Regions from separate parts of the Homo sapiens genome. Here region 2 is linked to region 1. Evidence: chromatin loops called from intact Hi-C (ENCODE). Cell type or tissue: adrenal gland. All regions are shown on one strand. Each heading gives the region's core, and the rest is flanking DNA. Links, peaks and the distances in the headings are about the cores only. Region 1 has its middle 12 kb from the start of STAG1-DT. Region 2 overlaps IL20RB (interleukin 20 receptor subunit beta).

The links. A loop is a pair of places that touch in the nucleus more often than their neighbours do. Peaks named below come from ENCODE experiments on the same cell type or tissue, not always from the same donor. Only the 100,000 strongest peaks of a DNase experiment are listed, where the experiment ranks them.
Region 2: a loop joins it to region 1, with 2.5 times the contacts of the local background. A loop is called at or near these places in 8 of 110 quality-filtered maps.

Annotation. Positions count from the first base shown.
Region 1 is chr3:136,761,140-136,768,389 of GRCh38, forward strand. No RefSeq gene overlaps it. Among named protein-coding and RNA genes, the nearest start is that of STAG1-DT, 12 kb to the left of the region's middle. In adrenal gland, for the core only: no CTCF peak of the experiment used is centred there; no DNase peak of the experiment used is centred there.
Region 2 is chr3:136,992,495-136,997,494 of GRCh38, forward strand. It overlaps IL20RB (interleukin 20 receptor subunit beta), which reads left to right. Exons shown (of 7, transcript NM_144717.4): 6 at 2,920-3,062. Among named protein-coding and RNA genes, the nearest start is that of IL20RB-AS1, 13 kb to the left of the region's middle. RefSeq lists a silencer at 2,413-2,707. In adrenal gland, for the core only: no CTCF peak of the experiment used is centred there; a DNase peak (open chromatin) is centred at 2,570; H3K27ac peaks cover 1,588 bases.

The sequences.
Region 1 (7,250 bases), core at 853-5,852:
TTTTGTGTTTTGTCCATAGGTTGACACAGTTAATAGCCAACTTCCAGACTAAGGAGTGTGCTAGGATTACATCTTCTCTTTTACAGAACCACTGAACCACCGTGAAAACCACTAGAAAACCACTCAAAGGAAAATATAGAAAGCATCAGGATCAAATGGATTATCTTCCCTTATTAACAATTGCCCAAATATCTTTGCTTCATATTTAGATCACAAACGGGCTGGGCAGAGTGGCTCACGCCTGTAATCCTAGCACTTTGGGAGGCCGAGGTAGCAGATCACTTGAGCCTGAGAGTTCAAGACCAGCCTGGAAAACATGGTGAAATCCTGGTTCTCCAAAAATAAAATACAAAAAATTAGCTGGGCATGGTGGCACACACCTGTAGTCGCAGGTACTCAGGAGGCTAAGATGGGAGGATCTCCTGAGCCTGGGAATTCAAGGCTGCAGTAAGCCATGATAGCACAACTGTGCTTCAGCCTGGGTGACAGACGCCATCTCAAAAACAAAACAAAACAACAACAACAGAGAGCAAACTTCCCCGTCTCTACTAAAAATACAAAAATTAGCTGAGCGTGGTGGCAGGTGCCTGTAATCCCAGCTATTCAGGAGGCTGAGGCAGGACAATCACTTGAACCCAGGAGGCGGAGGTTGCAGTGAGCTGAGATCGCACTGTTGCACTCCAGCCTGGGTGACAAGAGCAAGACTGCGTCTCAAAAAAACAAAAACAAAAAAGCAAACTTGTATGGCTTTGTTTTTCCTGGAGTTTTAAATTACCCTTTTGCCTCCTGAATATTTTATCTAATTTATCATATCAAGTTTTTCCATTTACAGAGATGCTCTCTCTTTTGCCCCCTGGTACATACCCCTGAAGAACATTTGGCCTTCTGCTTCCATTTAATCTAATTGTTCTTTAGTTCTGCTGTACCACTGAGGACTTCCCTTTACTGCACTCCAAAGTTAGAGCCACTCTTTTCTAGTATCTATGTCTTCGATATGGTTTGGCTGTGTCCCCACTCAAATCTCATCTTGAATTGTAGCTCTCTCAATTCCCATGTGTTGTGGGAGAGACCTTGTGGGAGGTAATTGAATCATGAGGGGTGAGTCTTTCCTGTGCTATTCTCGAGATAGTGAATAAGTCTCATGAGATCCGATGGTTTTGTAAAGGGGAGTTTCCCCGCACAAGCTCTCTTCTCTTGTCTGCCACCGTGTAAGATGTGCCTTTCACTTCTGCCATGATCGTGAGGTCTCCTGCCACTTGGAACTATGAGTCCATTAAACCTCTTTCTTTTGTAAATTGCCCAGTCTCTGGTATGTCTTTTATCAGCAGTGTGAAAATGGACTAATACAGTAAATTGGTACCAGAAGAGTGGGGCACTGCTGAAAATATACCCAAAAATGTGGAAGCAACTTTGGAACTGGGAAACAGGCAGAGGTTGGAACAGTTTGGAGGGCTCAGAAGAAGACAGGAAAATGTGGGAAAGTTTGGAACTCCCTAGAGACTTGTTGAATGGCTTTGGCCAAAATGCTGATAATGATATGGACAATGAAATTCAGGCTGAGGTGGTCTCAGATGGAGACTAGGAACTTGTGGGAACTACAGCAAAGGTGACTCTTGTTACGTTTAAGCAAAGAGACTGGCAGCATTTTGTCCCTGCCCTAGAGATGTGTGGAACTTTGACTTGAGAGAGCTGATTTCGGGTATCTGGCAGAAGAAATTTCTAAGCAGCAAAGCATTCAAGAGGTGACTTGGGTGCTGTTAAAGGCATTCAGTTTTCAAAGGGAAACAAAGCATAAAACTTTAGAAAATTTGAAGCCTGGCAATGAGATAGAAAAGAAAATCCCATTTTCTAAAGAGAAATTCAAGCAGGCTGCAGAAATTTGTGGTGGCACATGCCTGTAGTTCCAGCTACTTTGGAAGCTGAGGCAGGAGAATCACTTGAACACAGGAGGCGGAGGTTGCAGTGAGCCAAGATTGCACCATTGCACTCCAGGGCAACAGAGAGAGTCTTCATCTCAAAAAAGAAAAAAAAAGGCACATCAGAGACCTTTGCAGCAGCCCCTCCCATCACAGGCCTGGAGGTGTCATGGGCCAGTCCCAGGGTCCCTCTGCTCTGTGCAGTCTAGAGACTTGGTACCCTGTGTCCCAGCCACTCCAGCCATGACTAAAAAGGGCCAAGGTACAGCTCAGGCTATGGCTTCAGAGGGTTCAAGCCCCAAGCGTTGGCAGCTTCCACATGCCGTTGAACCTGTGGGTGCACAGAAGTCAAGAATCGAGGAACCTCTGCCTAGATTTCAGAGGATGTATAGAAATGCCTGGATGTCCAGATAGAAGTTTGCTGCAGGGGTGGGGCACTCAGTGCTAGGGCAGTGCAGAAGGGAAATGTCAGGTGGGCACCCCCACACAGAGTCCCCACTGGTGCACTGCCTAGAGGAGCTGTGAGAAGAAGAGGGCCATCATCCTCCAGACCCCAGAATGCACCATGTGCCTGGAAAAGCTGCAGACACTCAACGCCATCCTGTGAAAGCAGCCAGGAGGGAGGCTGTACCCTGCAAAGCCACAGGGGCAGAGCTGCCCAAGACCATGGGAACCCACCTCTTGCATCAAGGTGACCTGGATGTGAGACATGGAGTCAGAGATCATTTTGGAGCTTTAAGATTTGACTGCCCTGCTGGATTTCAGACTTGCATGGGGCCTTAGCCCCTTTGTTTTGGCCAATTTCTAACATTTGGAATGGCTGTATTTACCCCCATTTTGTCTAGGAAGTAACTAACTTGCATTTGGTTTTACTGGCTCATAGGCAGAAGGGACTTGCCCTGTTTCAGATGAGACTTTGCACTGTAGACTTTTGAGTTAATGCTGAAACGAGCTAAGACTTTAGGGGACTGTTGGGAAGGCATGATTGGCTTTGAAATGTGAGGACATGTGATTTGGGAGAGGCTGGGGCAGAATGATATGGTTTGGCTGCGTCCCCACTCCATTCTCATCTTGAATTGTAGCTCCCACAATTCCCACGTGTTGTGGGAGGGACCCAGTAGGAGGTAATTGAATCTTGGGGGTGGGTCTTTCCCGTGCTATTTTCGTGATAGTGAGTAAGTCTCAAGAGATATCTGATGGTTGGCCCGGCGCAGTGGCTCACACCTGTAATCCCAGCACTTTGGGAGGCCAAGGTGGGCGGATCACAAGGTCAGGAGAGCGAGACCATCCTGGTTAACACGGTGAGACCCCGTCTCTACTAAAAATACAAAAAATTAGCTGGGCGTGGTGGTGGGCGCCTGTCGTCCCAGCTACTCGGGAGGCTGAGGCAGGAGAATGGTGTGAACCCAGGAGGTGGAGTTTGCAGTGAGCTGAGATCACGCCACTGCACTCCATCCAGCCTGGGTGACAGAGCGAGACTCCGTCTCAAAAAAAAAAAGAAAAAAGAAAAAAAAGAGATCTGATGGTTTTATAAAGGGGAGTTTCCCTGCACAAGCTCTCTTCTCTTGTCTGCTGCCATGTGAGACATGCCTTTCACCTTCTGCCATGATTGTGAGGCCTCCCCAGCCATGTGGAACTGTGAGTCCATTAAACCTCTTTCTTTTGTAAATTGTCCAGTCTCAGGTATGTCTTTATCAGCAGCGTGAAAATGGACTAATACAGTCTTCTTAGTTTATCTTCTTATTTGCTGGAGAACATCCCCAGCTACTTATGAAAGAATGGGAGATAAACTTCCAGTTTTTGGATATTTGAAAATATCTTCATTCTGCTGGTCACTCTGACTTAGTTCGAATTTACATTCCCTCAAAATTTCAAGGCATTATGTAGTATAATACATTCTAGTTTTCAGTGATACTGATAAATTGGATGGAAGTGTGGTCTTAATAGATAATTAATTAATTATTTTTTTTCTTAAAGATGGAGTTTTACTCTTTCACTCAGGCTGGAGTGCAGTGGCACAATCTCAGCTCACTGCAGCCTCCACCTCCCAGGTTCAAGCAATTCTACCTCAGTCTCCCAAGTAGCTGGGATTACAGGCATGCACCACCATGCCTGGCCAATTTTGTAGTTTTTAGTAGAGACTGGGTTTCACCATATTGGCCAGGCCGGTCTTGAACCCCTTACATCAAGTGATTTGCCTGCCTTGGCCTCCCAAAGTGCTAGGATTACAGGCATGAGCCACTGTGCCTGGCCAATAATTAACTTTTTAATCCCCTCATTACCACCAGAAATTTTTCCTTTCATGTTTAATTAACTTAGTTAGCTATAAATCATCTCTAGGTTAAAATATATTATGGAAACATATTCAGATCACTTTTGCAATCTTTCATTACATATATTTCATAGTCAAGTTATTTCTTCTTCCCCAAGCCCCACCCTCCCCAATCAAGTTATTTCTGAAAAAAGAACTTTTTAATATAAATATTACACACGTTACCAATTCAAACAGTAAAAAGTTACTTGCCTATTTCTTGCGCACTAGAATCTTAGCTTTCTTTCCAGAGGTAGCCACTATTATTCATTTCCAGAAGCTTTTAGGCTTTCTCTTTAATCTTAGTGATATAACATTTTAGAAATAAAAATTTAGTAACAACTTTTCATGATCAGAATTGCAATTTTTTTGAATTAACGTAAGCAATCAATAAACTAAAAGTGAATATACTTTGTCAATGACAGCTAGGCAGACATGTACTGAGTATATAGTACTATATATATATAGATGTTTGATACAGTTTCATTGAGATATGATTGACATATAACAAAAATGCACATATTTAAAGTTTATAATTTGATGAACTATGACATATATGTATACCCATGGAACCATCACCACAATCAACATAATGAATATAGGCCAGGCATGGTAGCTCATGTCTGTCTGTAATCCCAGCACTTTGAGAGGCTAAGGCAGGAAGATTGCATGAGCTCAGGAATTCAAGACCAGCCTGGGCAATATAGTGAGACCTTGACTCTAGAAAAAAATAAACAAAAAAATAGCTGGGTGCAGTGGCACATGCTTGTAGTCCCAGCTACTTGGGAGGCTGAGGTGAGAGGATCCCTTGAGCCAGGGGGATCAAGACTGCAATGAGCTGTGATCGCACCACTGCACTCCAGCCTGGGTGACAGAGTGAGACCCTGTCTCAAAAAAAAAAAAAAATAAGAATAACAATTAATATATCCATCAACTCCAAAAGTTGCCTCATCATCCTTTGTAAACTGTCTTCCCCAAACCTCCTTTATTTATCTTATCCCCAGGTAACCACTGATCTGCTTTCTGTCACTGCAGATTAATTGCATCTTCTAGAATTTTATATAAAGGGAATAATACATCATGTACTTTTTTGTCTTCTTTATTCAACAAAATTATTTTGAGATTCATCCATGTGGTGTGAATTAACTGTTCATTCCTTTTCAGTACTGCTATAGTAGTCCATTGCATGATTATACTACAATTTTTTCATTTACTTTCTAATGGACATCCATACATAGTTTTTGTCTTTTTTTGAGACATTTATTCAGTGTCATGATCAGACTATTACATTTAGCAAATCAACAGCAACTTTATGTAAACTTTCCTGATGTTTTTATTTTATTTTTGAGACAAGGTTTCACTCTGTCACCCAGGCTGGAGTGCAGTGGCATGATCTCGGCTCTCTGCGGCGTCAATCTTCCAGACTCAAAAGATCCACCTGCCACCCCAAGTAGCTGGGACTACAGGCACGTGCTACCACATCTGGCTATTTTTTTTTTTTTTTTTTTTTTTTTTTTTTTTTTGGTAGAGACAGGGGTTTCACCATGTTGGCCAGGCTGGTCTTGAACTCCTGACCTCAAGTGATCTGCCTGTCTCGGCCTCCCAAAGTGCTGGGATTACAGGTGTTAGCCATTGTGCACTCCCTCAAGCTCTCCTTTTAATTAAGGACTTCTTCTAGCTACTGAGTTCACTGTTGGGTAAGTCTTTGGTTCCTTCAGAATTGCTACATTTGCAGAGCGCCACCTTGCTCAAGGTTAGGTTCCTTCCCAAGTGGCCCACATGCAATTGCTGATCAAAGTGAAGGTATAAGAGGCCAGGCATGGTGGCTCACGCCTATAATCCTAGCACTTCAGGAGGCCAAGGTGGGTGGATGGCTTGAGCTCAGGAGTTTGAGACCAGCCTGGGCAATATAGCAAAACCCCATCTCTAAAAAAATAGAAAAATTAGCCAGGTATGGTGGCATGAGCCTGCAGTCCCAGGGACATGGGAGGCTGAAGTGGGAGGATGGTTTGACCCCAGGAGGTGGAGGTTGCAGTGAGCCAAGATTGTGTCCGGCCTGGACAACAGAGCCAAATGCTGTCCCCCGTCCCACCCCACCACACACACACACACACACAGAAACAAAACAAAACAAACAAACAAGCAAAACCTTAACGTGAAGGTATAAGAGCTTGACCATCTTAGCCCAACTTGGGACAACTCTAAAGGTCAATTGTAACATCCCAGACTCCCTATGTAATCTGCATAATCTCTCTCTGCCCAATCCGTGTCCTTCCCCCTCTGTTCCACAAGTGCTAACCCCAAGGGCACTCCTTAATAAATAACCTGCCTGTTAAATTCTGTTTCATAGTTTGCTTCCCAGGAACCCAACCTATGACAGTTGGTGGCAGGAGTGAGGTATGAGAAAGCAGGCACTAAGATGGGACTTTGGAGCATGATCACTAGCTGCCCACCTGACAATGAGGACCCCTATCACAAGATTACAGTCCAATTGTTAAAACTTTCATGCATGGTCAATTGGGTTGATACACCAGTAAAAGAGTATATATTTACAGATATGATGTATTAAGCATTTGAGAAACATGGGGGAAATAGCAACTATAAGGATGATGGAATTGATTGGTACTATGGACTGAAATATATCCCCCAAAATATCTGTATTGAAACCCTAGTCCCCAATGTGATTATATTTGGAGATAGGACTTTTAAGAGATAATTAAGGTTAAATTAGGTCATATGGGTGGGGTTCTACTCTGATAGTACTAGTGGTCTTTTAAGAAGAGGAAGAGAAATCTCTCTCTTTCTCTGTTTCTGCACGCATGCACCGATGGGGTTCTACTCTGATAGGACTAATGGTCTTTTAAGAAAAGAAAGAGAGATCTCTCTCTCTCTTTCCCTATCTCTGCACACATGCACCAAGGAAAGACCATGTAAGGACAAAGCAAGAAAGCAGCTATCTTTAAGACAGGAAGAGAGCCCTCACTAGGAATCAAGTCAGCTGGCACTTTGAAGTTGGACTTCCT
Region 2 (5,000 bases), core at 1-5,000, 230 kb after region 1:
GACCTTATGGAAAGCCTAGAGAATCCTCTTGTTTGAATTACTCTTTTCCCTTGAATATTTTAAGGTCAGAAAACCTACAATGTTTAAAAACCCTTTGAAAAGAAGCAAAACCAAACAAGAGCCTACATCCCATGATCTGTCACTCAAACATCACTAGTTACATTTTTGTGTATAGCCTTTTAGTCTTTAAAAATAGAACTATTTTTTTAAAAAGACGAATTATTATCTTAATTATATAGTATATTTATTTATTTATTTTTCTTTCTAAAAAAATTTATTTTGTTTCATATGTAGAGACAAGGTCTTGCTCTGTTGCCTGGGCCTTGGCCTCCAAAGAGCTGAGATTACAGGTGTGAGCCACCATGCTCAGCTCATTTAGGGCATCATCCTTCAGTCATTGCCATGTGTAGGCACATGCTGTAGTCCTATAACATACACATTTTGTGCCTGCTTTTTCACAAATATCATATCCATAACATTTTTCATGCAGATTTCCTGATTACTATTTTATGCTACTTTATAAAATCATACAAGTCAAGCTTGCTTAACAATCCAAACAACACCAAAGCATATAAAGTAAGAGGAGGGCCAGGCATGGTGGCTCACACCTGTAATCCCGGCACTTTGGGAGGCTGAGGCAGAAGGATTGCTTGAGCCCAGGAGTTCAACACCAGCCTGGGCAACATAGCGAGACCTCGTCTCATTTTAATAAATAAATAAAGAGGTGAGTGTGCCCCATTCTCCTGCACATCACTCAGGAGGTTTCCGTTGGTGAGTCTGGCGTTTAATCTTCCAGGCGTTGTCTGTGTGGTACCAATGCTCACACACATAGATGGGATGATATTGTACCTACTACTCTGTACTTGGCTTGTCTTCACTCAGTAGTATATTGTGAACATCTTTTCATGTCAATACATATGGATCTACCTCATTCTTTTTTATTATACTTTAAGTTCTAGGGTACATGTGCACAAAGTGCAGGTTTGTTACATATGTATACATGTGCCATGTTGGTTTCCTGCACCCATTAACTCGTCATTTACATTAGGTATATCTCCTAATGCTATCCCTCCCCCAACCCCCACCCCATGACCGGCCCCAGTGTGTTATGTTCCCCGCTGTTTGTCCAAGTGTTCTCATTGTTCAGTTCCCACCTATGAGTGAGAACATGCAGTGTATGGTTTTCTGTTCTCGCGATAGTTTGCTCAGAATGATGGTTCTCCCTCATTTTTAAAGAGCCAGGTGTGGTGGCTCATGCCTGTAATCCTGGCACTTTGGGAGGCCGAGACAGGTGGATCACCTGAGGTCAGAAATTTGAGACCAGCCTGACCATTGTGATGAAACCCTGTCTCTACTAAAAATACAAAAATTAGCCAGGCATGGTGGTGCACGTCTGTAATCCCAGCTACTGGAAAGGCTGAGGCATGAAAATCGCTTGAACCCAGGAGGCAGAGGTTGCAGTGAGCCGAGATTGCGCCACTGCACTCCAGCCTGGGTGACAGAGCAAGACTGTCTCAAAAAAAAAAAAAATCTATATGTCAATATATGTAAATGAAAGGCTGTTGCTCTAGTTCAGATGTTGCTAAGAACTGACTTATGTATATAGTTGTTTCCTTCCTTGGAATTAGTTTTTGGAATTAAAATTTCAGGAGTTGGGGAGAAGTGAGGATATGGGCACGAAAAAAACAGAAAGAATGAATAAGACCTACTATTTGATAGCACAATAGGATGACTATAGTCAACAATAACCTAATTGTATATTTTAACATAACTTAAAGAGTGTAATTGGATTGTTTGTAACTCAAATGATAAATGTTTGAGGGGATGGCTACCTATTCTCCATGATGTGCTTATTTCACATTGCATGCCTGTATCAAAACATCTCATGTACCCCATAAATATATACACCTACTATATACCTACAAAAATTAAAAATAAAAAATTGCAGGAGTGGATGAAAGGGTATGAACACTGGTGTATCTCTTGATGCATACCACCAAAATATTTTCCAAAATCATGGAAACAATGTACAGTGCCCCCAGCCACAAGTCCACCAGCTTCTCCAGTCTCATTGACTGGGCTACCCTTCACATTGCAGGTGAGTAGCCTGGCCCAGAGAGGCTAATGGAGTTGCTCAAGGTTACATAGAACTGAGAGATGGGAAAATAACCTGTCCCCTCTTCTGCATCTCCAGATGCTCAGATCGGGCCTTTTCTGCTACAATTATTTGGTAGAATGACTGTGAGCTTTGGAGCCAGTCCTACCTGGGTAACCTGGGGTAGCTCACTTAACCATTCTGAGCATAGATTCCTCTTCTATAAAAGCAGGGATACTCACACTCATTGTGAAGAACAAGCAACTACACGTCCAGCCCCCAGCATAGTTCTGGAAGGCAGTAGTAGCCCTAGCCTACAAAATAGGGGCTTGATATATTGTAGTTATTTTCTGACTGTTTTCTGAACAATTTCCTCCATAACATGAATCAATGCCAAGAGTGAATTGTGAAACACACTTTGTTTTCAGTTACCGCCCAGCCCCATTCTGTGCTGTTCTCTTTCAATACCTCCCCCTCATCCTGCCCAGGGCTTGGCACTCTGCCTTCCTCCTGGCAGTGGTGCCAAGGTACGTGCTAACACAGCAATTGGCTTAACACATGATACTCCTCCCTTTTGTGTCACAAGGAAAAGATTTTAATCTTCCCTGGGGCTTTCTGGAAACCATGCCTTCATCTGGATTCTAGAAAAATGCTTTTAATGGTGGTAATTTTGGTCACTAGGGCACACATCAAATCTCAGGATTCTGTTATCTGCCGTCTTAGCCAATGTGCAGAGTCAACTCCAGGAAACCGGGGGAGGCTCAGGATTGAAGTTTTAATCTTTGCTGCTGTTTTCTAAGCCTGTTTTTATCTTTTGTTTCCAGGAGAGGCCATTCCCCTGGTACTGGCCCTGTTTGCCTTTGTTGGCTTCATGCTGATCCTTGTGGTCGTGCCACTGTTCGTCTGGAAAATGGGCCGGCTGCTCCAGTACTCCTGTTGCCCCGTGGTGGTCCTCCCAGACACCTTGGTAATAGAGTAGTTCTTTATTCCTTTCAGTATAACACTGACCAGATGTAGTTTGGGCCTTAGCTGGGCATGGGCACATGTTTCCATGTTTCTATCATGAGATTATAGGCATCTGCACAGAGAGGGGAGAGGAATACTTATAAAATACTTCATTTCTAACTAGAGGTACTGGAAGAAATCTCCCTTCTCCAGGGCGTGGTGACCTTCCTGAGGCAAGCCACTTCTGCTTTCTCCCAGGACCTGGGATGGCAAAGAGAGAAGATGTGTTGCCCAGCCCAGGATGCTCAGCATTGCAGGAGTCACTCATGGTCTTACCCTCCCAGACTGGCCTGCTGAGCATTCTTGGCCTCTTCCCACAATTGTAACAGCAGCTACACCCAATAACATGTTCCAACCCAACTTATTCAATTCACATGCCAAAAGCCTCATTGTTCTCAGAGTGAAGAAGATGTACATGGGAGGCATGGACTGTGTTTTGATTTTGGTGGGGTAGGGTGGGGTGAAGGGACAGCAACCTGGACCTTGATAGTGACTGCCTGAGTTAGGGGACCCTACCTGTATTCTCAGATCCTCATGAGGTCAGAATTCTTATCTTACTCCTGAGGGCCCTGGACCACAGGTCTGGGTCTCTCCAGTGGGTATAGGACCCATGCACCCATGCAATCGTAGGGGAAACACAAAAGCAGGCCTCCAACAGCTCCCCCATGTTCTCTGGCTGCCTCTCCAGATGTTTCCCGCCAACCCCCAGACCTCAACCACACAAAGCAGTGCAATAAAACAAAACAAAACAAAAACAACAAAAACAAAATCAAAAAGCCCCATCCCTGTCACCCTAGGGAATTCTCACAGTTCTCTCCTGGGAAGAGGGAGCCAGTGTCAGCTTCTGAAAAGCAACTAAAGCCAGAACTACCTGCAACTTATACATGCCCATAGCTCCTTATCAGCCTGGAGTCACTCTTTCTGAAAGGAGTCATCCTTGTGACATCCCTGTGGCCCTGCTTTCTCTCCCTAAACAGGAGGAATAATTCTTACTATAATTCAGTCTTCAGGACACCCCTCCACTCTGTTATCCTAATGCCAGATCTCCCTTCTTTCCCATACTTCCAGGTAGTCATAACGATGTTAGCTGATACTAGTACAGAGCTAAGTGCCAGATACTGTTCTAAGGCTTTATATTTATTGACTCATTTCTTTTCATAAAGCTTGGCAGTGTCCTTTTTATCAGTTCCCCCTCCATCCTTCTCTGAATCACGAATGGCTTACTGCTATGCATAAAGGCAATGGGATATATCATACCCTGGGAAACAGGGTGGGCCTTTATTACCCTTTAGCAAGAACGTGAGGGTCTCAAAGTACCTTGAAGCATAAAAGGATATGTATTCTGCAGTTATTGGGGAAGTGTTTTATATATATCAATTAGGTCAAAATGTTTCGTGGTATTGTTCAGATCATCTTTGTCATTTTTTTTTGTATAGTTGTTTTAATATTGAGAGTAGGATATCAAAATGCCACCGAGTGTGGGCATATCTGTTTTTCTCTCTCTCTCTCTTTTTTTTTTTCGAGACGGAGTTTCGCTGTCATCGCCCAGGCTGGAGTGCAGTGGCGCAATCTTGGCTCACTGCAACCTCCGCCTTCTGAGTTCAAGCAATTCTCCTGCCTCCTGAGTAACTGGGATTACAGACGCCTGCCACCACACCCATCTAATTTTTGTATTTTTAATAGAGACAGGAGTTTCACCATGTTGGCCAGGCTGGTCTCAAACTCCTGACCTCATGATCCACCCACCTTGGCTTCTCAAAGTGTTGGGATTATAGGCGTGAGCCACTGCACCTGGCCTGTTTCTCTCTTTATGTCAGATTTTCCTTAATGTATTTCGAGGCTCTGTTTTAAGTGTATTCATATTTTGACATTTAAATGTATTCAGATTTTGTTATGATTT